Regions from separate parts of the Homo sapiens genome. Here region 2 is linked to region 1. A link is an interaction called in ENCODE POLR2A ChIA-PET data of the cell type or tissue named here. Cell type or tissue: MCF 10A. All regions are shown on one strand. Region 1 has its middle 16 kb from the start of CDK17. Region 2 overlaps LOC105369923 (a long non-coding RNA gene).

Region 1 (4,000 bases):
CCAAACTGTAGTATAAAGTATTATATCCAGAGTTCAGACAATGGCAAAGTGACACACCAGGAAAAGCCAGAGTTTGGGTTTTGAGAATAGAGACACACCCAGGTAAAGGCTGGTGTTGGTTATTTCAGATGCTTAAATCTGCTATTGGATTTGTAACTGGGACATCTGTCATTAAAGAAGAAAAACAAGCAGGAACAAGATGCGGTAGGTGGCAGATGGATTTTCCAAGCAGCTGGCAGTTAGCACAGGTTTGGACAGGTTGGAAGTCAAGGTTGAGAAAATCTGATAGTCACACATTTGGAACAAAAGACTTCACTTTCACATAATTTTGTTGTTTGTTTTATTGGTTGTTTTTTTGTTTTGTTTTGGTTTGGTTTGGTTTGATTTGTTCTGGTTCCAAATAACTTTCTTATGTCACTATGGGATGCCCCATTGAGGAAATGTAATGGCTACATATATAGTAGTTCATATAGTACATGTCTCTTACGCCTTAGACATAAGATAACTGGATTCAAATTCCAGTCCTAACACTTACTAGCTGTGTCACCTTAGGCAAATGTTTGATGTTCCAGGGGCTTCACTTATTCACTATAAAATAAAGTCGCCATTTATTTATTGAGACAGGGTCTCCATCTGTCTCCCAGGCTGGAGTGCAATGGCATGATAATAGTTCACTGCAGCCTCTGCCTCCCAGGCTCGAGGTATCCTCTTAACCTCTCAGGTAGCTGGTACAACAGGTGCATGCCATCAAGCCCAGCTAATTTTTGTATTTTTTGTAGAGATGGGGTCTCACTGTTTTGCCCAGGCTGGTCTCAAACTCCTGGACTCAAGCAATCCTCCAGCCTTGGCATCCCAAAGTGCTGGGATTATAGGTGTGAGTCATTGTGCCCAGCCTAAAGTGGGTGTTTAAACGAGCAATTCTTAACCCTGTTTATTGGTGGGAGAGGGTCATTCACCTCTTTTGACCTGATCAAAGATAAGAATCACTTTCTCACAAAAATGCACATAAACATCCCGCCTAATTTTGGCACATATTTTATCTTATTGTATTAGAAATTGACTTCTTCACACAGAAAAAAAATCCTATAAAAAATTTTCTTCTCTCATTCTTGTTTATTCACGTAAATGGAGTAATCTAAAATAAATTCAGTGAGCAAATACAAAAGAAAAAAATTAAAATTCTTCCCCCAAAGCAAATTTCAACATAAAGGCTGCCATTACTTGACTTGAGAAGAAATTACAGCATAGTCTTACATGGTAATATGCTTGTCATTTGTGGTAAGTCTATCAATTTTGATAGCAACAAATGTAAGAAAGCCCAGATTAACAAAAGTATGTTGTCGCAAATGAATAGGTTTAAGTCCAGATGCACTGGATTTCTCTAGGACCCTTCAAGCTAATGCAGTTGCATCATTTCCTCACATCTACAAAGTTGGTCATCTTTGCAAAGTCTGCATCATCTATGTTGCATATGTCAGCAAGAAAATGGTTAAAATAACCATTCCAATTTTAAGGTCAAACCAGTTTAACCTTTAGAGGTATTCTGCAGTGTTTCCGGAAGTCTGTAGATTTCTACCTTGTGAGAAATCAACATGTTTCATCACTCTTAAACAGAGCCAGGAGAATATCCTCCGGCGTGGAAAAGTTGTTCATATTTGTCTGTTCCCAATCTCCTCTCCCTCAGTGGCAACTTAGCCAAAAGGACTCACAGATTTTTTTTTTTTTTCTGGTCGGTTTCCAAAATGGCAACCTCAGGATCTTATGCTGAACAAAAGCCTTACCTTATTCATGTATTCTGCTTTTATTTCTTGACAAAAATCTCTTTAAACACCAATGAGTCAAAGCCTGGGATCTGGAGAAATTGATGACGTCTGCAGCTATAGGTAAAACATCTTTCAGGACTATTGGCAGGGACTTTAATGCTTTTGCAAGATGCTATAGAAAGCCGTGACACATAGTGACGTGTTGAGCTTCTTTCTTCATCAAAGCAGAAAAACCAGATGCATTGCCAAACATTGCATGTGTACTATAGTCTCAAGGTTCTGTTTGCAATTAGAGTTTTTACTTGAGGAAGTAACTCTCTACCATTTTAAGTAATTCAGAACCTTTGAGGTTTCCAAAAGGGAATAACAAAATTTCTTTTTAAAAATTTCAACTCATATATGACAGATAAGCATTAGAAAATGACTGAACTGAGATATGGCACTTTTTTGCCAAACAGAAATGGCATAATTGCAAGTTACTCCATGTTCTAATTCAGAATAATAGATGAAATGTCAGTAAATTCAGAATAGAGTATTTTATTTGGCAAAGGGGCTAATTCCCTATTATTCCTTTATTCCAAGTCATAATTCAACTTGACCATTTAAAAAGTACGAGGCTTACATTACATGTGGCTTCCTGTGCCTAGCAATGCAATTAGAAGCCTTGTCAGATGTTTCAGGATGGGAAGTGTTAGGGCAAATACAAGCTTTTGGAAAATTCCAGCCTTTTCAGATTGAATCTTCTTCACAAAACAACAAACAACAATAGCAACAACAAAACCACCACACTGTCTCATGAATTCTTAGGATAATATAATATAAAACTGTGTTTTTGTTTTTGTTTTTTCAGTTCTTTCTCTGCTAGCTGCCATGAGCCAGAATCAAGGTGCTCAGTAAGCAATCTGGCTTTCACATTCATAACCTTCTAGCAAAGCATATCAAACCAAGGGATACCTAAGCCTAGAAGCACTTTTTGCTCTTTCAATTTTAGCTACATGCAATATAAGTAGATTATCTGTAAACATAATGCCACATATAATTTTAATTCTTACCAAGAAAGCACTATTGAACTATCATGATATATAGTTATTTATTCTGTATAATAACTGCCCATACCACCCTGCCATTTTTTTTTTTTTTTTTTTGAGTCTCCCTCTGTCACCCAGGCTGCAGTGCAATGGGGCGATCTCGGCTCACTGCAAACTCTGCCTCCCGAGTTCAAGCGATTCTCCTGCCTCAGCCTCCTGAGTAGCTGAGCATGTCAAACATGCTCTTGGGGTCAGATGAGGAGGCTTACAGTTGTAATTCAGAACTTTGGGAGGCTGAGGTGAGAGGATCATTTGAGCTCAGAAATTTAAGGCTGCAGTGAGCAATGATAGAGGCACTGCACTCCAGCCTGGGCAATAGAGCAAGATCCTGTCTCAAAACAAAACCAAAACCAAACACAAACAAAAAACAGCCTCTTGGGGTTTGAGCAGTATGAGACAATTTTTCTGAAACCTGATCATACACCTGCCACCACACCCAGCTAATTTTTTTTTGTATTTTCAGTAGAGATGGGGTTTCACCATATTGGTCAGGCTGGTCTCAAACTCCTGACCTCAAATGATCCGCCCGCCTTGACCTCCTGAAGTATTGGGATTACAGGTGTGAGCCACTGCACCCAGCCTGTAAATGCATCTTATTAAGTAAATTTGTTACATAAAAATATTTTCTTGGCTGGGTGTGGTTCAAATTAGCTGGGCATGGTGGCACATTCCTGTAGTCCCAGCTACTCGGGAGGCTGAGGTAGGAGAATCGCTTGAACCTGGGAGGTGGAGGTTGTGGTGAGCCAAGATCAGGCCATTGCACTCCAGCCTGGGCAACAAGAGCGAGACTCCATCTCAAAAAAAAAAATTCTTTATATAAGCAATTTTCAAAGGTACAGGTTTGACTGTACTGTGTTGGCTCATTCAAGTAAATATTTATTAAACACTTACCATGTGCTATCTGCACTAGAACAGTGAAGAAACATGGAAACATGCTTAAGATATGGAGTTAAGATTTCTGTCTGTCTATATCTATGTAACATATATATAACTATGGAAAAAGAATTGCTTGCAACAAAAACTTGGAAGGAAATATAACAAGATGCCTTTTTTTTGTTTGTTTTAATTGAGATGGAGTTTCTCTCTTATTCCCCAGGCTGGAATACAGTGGTGTGATCTCAGCTCACTGTAACTTCCGCCTCCTGAGTT
Region 2 (4,000 bases), 310 kb before region 1:
TCTACCATCTACCACTGTGTGACTGTGGCCATGGGACTTAACCTCTTTCCACCTCGGGCTCCTCCACTGTAGAATGAGAAGTACTGGGGCTGACTTCACATGGCTTATGACGGCTTGAGAGTCATCAGTGTGGGCACTGCTTAGAACAGGGGTTGGAAAACGTTTTCTAAAAAGGGCCAGATGGTAAGTATTTTTGGCTTTGTGGGCCATATGGTCTCTGCAACAACTGCTCAACTCCGCCATTGTAGTCCAAAAGTAGAAGCTATAGGCCTGGTGCAGTGGCTCACGCCTGTAATCCTAGCACTGTGGGAGGCTGAGGCGGGCGGATCACCTGAGGTCAGGAGTTCAAGACCAGCCTGGCCAACATGGCAAAACCCTATCTCTACTAAAAATATAAAAATCAGCCGGGCGTGGTGATGCACACCTGTAATCCCAGCTACTTGGGAGGCTGAGGCAGGAGAATCGCTTGAACCCGGGAGGCGAGGTTGCAGTGAGCCGAGATCGCACCACTGCCCTCCGGCCTGGGTGACACAGCAAGACTCTGCCTCAAAAAAAAAAAAAAAAAAAAAAAGCAGAGGATATGGTCTGAATGTTTTGTGTCCCCCCAAATTCGCATGTTGAAATCCTAACCCCCAGGGTGATAGTATCAGGAGATGGGGCTTTGGGGAGGGGATTAGGCTATGAGGGTAAAGCCTTCAAGACTGCGACTAATGCCCTTGTAAAAGAGGCCCCAGAGAGCTAGCTAGCCTCTCCCATTATGTGAGGACACAGGGAGAAGGTATCATCTAGAAATGAATTAGAAATGAATTTTCTACAAACTAGAAAGCCCTCACCCAACACTGAATCTGCTGGGGCCTTGATCTTGGGCTTCCCCACTCCTAGAACTGTGTGACATAAATGTCTGTTGTTTATAAGGCGCTATTTTGTTGTAGCAGCCCAAAGAGACAAGCAGCCATGGACAAGATGAAAAATAATTTGTATGGCTATATATCAATAAAAGTTTATTTATGGCTGAGTGCAGTGGCTCAGGCCTATAATCTCAGCACTTCAGGAGGTAGAGGCAGGAGGACCACTTCAGCCCAGGAGTTCAAGACCAGCCTAGGCAATATAGCTAAACCCCATCTCTGCAAAAAAAGTTTAAAATAAGCCTGGCGTGGTGGCGCACGGGTAGTACCAGCTACTCGGGAGGCTGAGGTGGGAGCATGGCTTAAGCCCCGGATGTCAAGGCTGCAGTGAGCCATGATCACACCACTACACGCCAGCCTAGGCAACAGAGTGAGAAGCTGTCTCGAAAAAAAAAAAAAGTTTATTTATGGGCACTAAAATTTGAATTTCAAATAATTCTTATGTGGCATGAAATATTATTTCTAGTTTTTTCCTAACCATTTAAAAATGTGAAAACCTTTCTTAGCTCATGGACATTATATACAAAAACAGGTGTGGGGCTAGATTTGGTTCACAGGCTGTAGTCTGCTGACACCTAGTTTAGAGCAGTATCTGGTACAAAGGAAGAGCTTAATACATCTGAGACAGACAGTGTGAAGTAAGGTAACAAGTAGGAGGTTTTATAAGGTGCCGAGGGCCCTGGCTTGGTGGGGACATGTGGCTGGAATAGATGTGTTAAATATAGGAGACAGAGATGAGAACCCAACATCTGCTGAGTGCTGACTGTGGCCATGCACCACACTTTCCACATTTCCTCCCATTGAGTCCTCACACTGACCTTGTACCTTACACCTGTTTACAGAGATGATGAGTGAGGCTCAGAGAGGTTAAGTAATACGCCCAGAGTTACACAGCTTTTAAGTGACAGAGTCAGGATCTGAACCCAGGTTTTATAGAACACCAAAGACTGGGCTTTTTCTATGAGACTGTCATTTGCTGAACATGTATTTTATTGAAAACAGATGTACAAGGTGCTATGCCAGGTTTGGGAACACAGTGGTGTAAAAGATGTACACCCCATGGAGTGTATAGTCTGGTAGGAGAGACCAGGCATCCAAACGAGCAATTATAACTCAGGGTGACATCTCCAGGATGAAAATGAACAAGGGAGCTCAGAATGTACAGTTCTTACCCATGTATGGAAAATCAGAGAAGGCTTCCTGAAGGAAGCAATGTCTAACCAGATGGAAGGTCAAGAAGGAAAGACCCAGGAAGGCACGAAACAGGGGCTAATGATACTAAACTACAATTTGTTTTCTTGCATATGCAGGTTGTGGCTGGTGCCCCTACCTCTCAGATTTGCTGCCCTTGATAGTCCAATCTCTTCTTAGGAGGGTGCCTGCGTCTTTTTTTTTTTTTTCCTTTTTTTTTTTTTGAGACAGAGTCTCACTCTGTTGCCCAGGCTGGAGTGCAATGGCATGATCTCAGCTCATTACAGCCTCTGCTTCCTGGGTTCAAGCAATTCTCTGCCTCAGCCTCCCGAGTAGCTGGGATTACAGGTGCCTGCCACTACACCCGGCTATTGTATTTTTAGTATAGATGGTGTTTCACCATGTTGGCCAGGTTGGTCTTGAACTCCTGGCCTTGTGATCCACCTGCCTCGGCCTACCAAAGTGTCCCAACAGTTTGGATTACAGGCGTAAGCCAGCACGCCCAGCCCGGGGTCCTGTGTCTTTTGTCCTTAGCTGTCCTTTGCCTCCATCCCCTCTCATTCTGAAATGCTACTATGGTTTTGTTTCAGAGCTCCCCAGAGACACAACTCAGCCCCTCTCTGCTTTCCTCATTACTTCAAGTGTTCCATGAATTCAGTAAACCTGATTCAAGATTTTGGTGGAGGGTGGGGATGGGAGTGCGGTATCCATGGGGAGGGGTCATTCCTGGAGCACTGGGCTTCCGCCCTCTCCTGGCCCCCCACTTCCTCCCTGGAGTTGCAAACAAAATCCTCCCTTTGTCTTGTTGGGAGCGTTCCCTCCCACCTCCGGCCAGAAGGATCTCGGTTCCTACTTGAACTTAGCAAAGTATTTTCTCAACAAAGACAGCTCTACCTTCCTAAGAGGAATTCTGATACATAAAAAGTTCTCTTTACACCTCTGTTGTTTCATTCAACCCTCCAAGCAAATCGCTGGAATAGCGATCATCGTCCCCATTTTACAGATGGGGAAACTGAGTAACAAACCCATGTGATGGTGCCGGGAGTTAAAGGCAGGACTGCCAGAATCCAAAGCCTCCTTCCCCAGCCACTGGCTATTCCACTTTCCAACACCACTGTGATGGGGTCTGGGGAAGGCAGGGGAGGGGACAGCCTAGTTGGGCTAGCAGGGAAGATGAAGGCCAGGAACTGGGACCATAGAAGTATAGTTTCACCAGAGACACTCGTTTCCCATTACTTAAACCTCCACAATCTTCCAGTGAATGTTTCTTACTGCCGTTTTTCCAGAATGAGAGAATTGGACAAGACAGGCTTCAGTCACAGACACCCCAAGCAGACCAGGATCCTTCCTAAGAGGAACACAATTCCCCTCATGGGTTGGGGTTTGGATGTTTGGTTCAGGAAGAGCCTAGGACCTGGCTGCGGTCACCCAGGGCGCCCAGCACTCGACCCGAGAACATTTCTGAAAGTAGCACTGCAGTTCCTCGATAACTGAGCAGACTCCAAGGAGACAAGGAGAAAACAGAAAATAAGAAAGGAGGTAACAAAGAGACCATTCTAAATTCAAAAAAGCAATTTTAGAATCAAAGTGAATTCGGCTATTGAAGCCAGAAACTACAGAAGTTCACACGGTGAGGTCTTGGCCTTAGCTCTTCAGCGAGCTGGGTTCCACGTCGGGGAAATGAAGTTACCGTGAAATCAAAGCCTCAGAGGGTGAATCAAGGAGCCGGCATGTAAGCACCTTGGTTAAGCCTGTGCCCAGAGGAAGGCCAAAGAACAGCAGACAACAGGAACCCCGCCTTCAGGAAGCCTTCAGCAGGAGCAGCAAAAATCTGCTTCCTCTCCAACCCTAAGGTCACTGCAGGCTGACAAACCCTTCCCCCACGCCCTGCCACTTGAGCAGCT

What was found. ChIA-PET counts read pairs that join two places held together with the same protein. Peaks named below come from ENCODE experiments on the same cell type or tissue, not always from the same donor. Only the 100,000 strongest peaks of a DNase experiment are listed, where the experiment ranks them.
Region 2: POLR2A ChIA-PET joins it to region 1 with 5 read pairs; 4 of 35 experiments call an interaction of 5 or more read pairs at or near these places.

The regions. Positions count from the first base shown.
Region 1 is chr12:96,414,664-96,418,663 of GRCh38, forward strand. No RefSeq gene overlaps it. Among named protein-coding and RNA genes, the nearest start is that of CDK17, 16 kb to the left of the region's middle. In MCF 10A, no CTCF peak of the experiment used is centred here; a DNase peak (open chromatin) is centred at 1,938.
Region 2 is chr12:96,104,599-96,108,598 of GRCh38, forward strand. It overlaps LOC105369923 (a long non-coding RNA gene), which reads left to right. Exons shown (of 3, transcript XR_945238.2): 3 at 3,383-4,000. Among named protein-coding and RNA genes, the nearest start is that of LINC02452, 66 kb to the right of the region's middle. In MCF 10A, no CTCF peak of the experiment used is centred here; no DNase peak of the experiment used is centred here.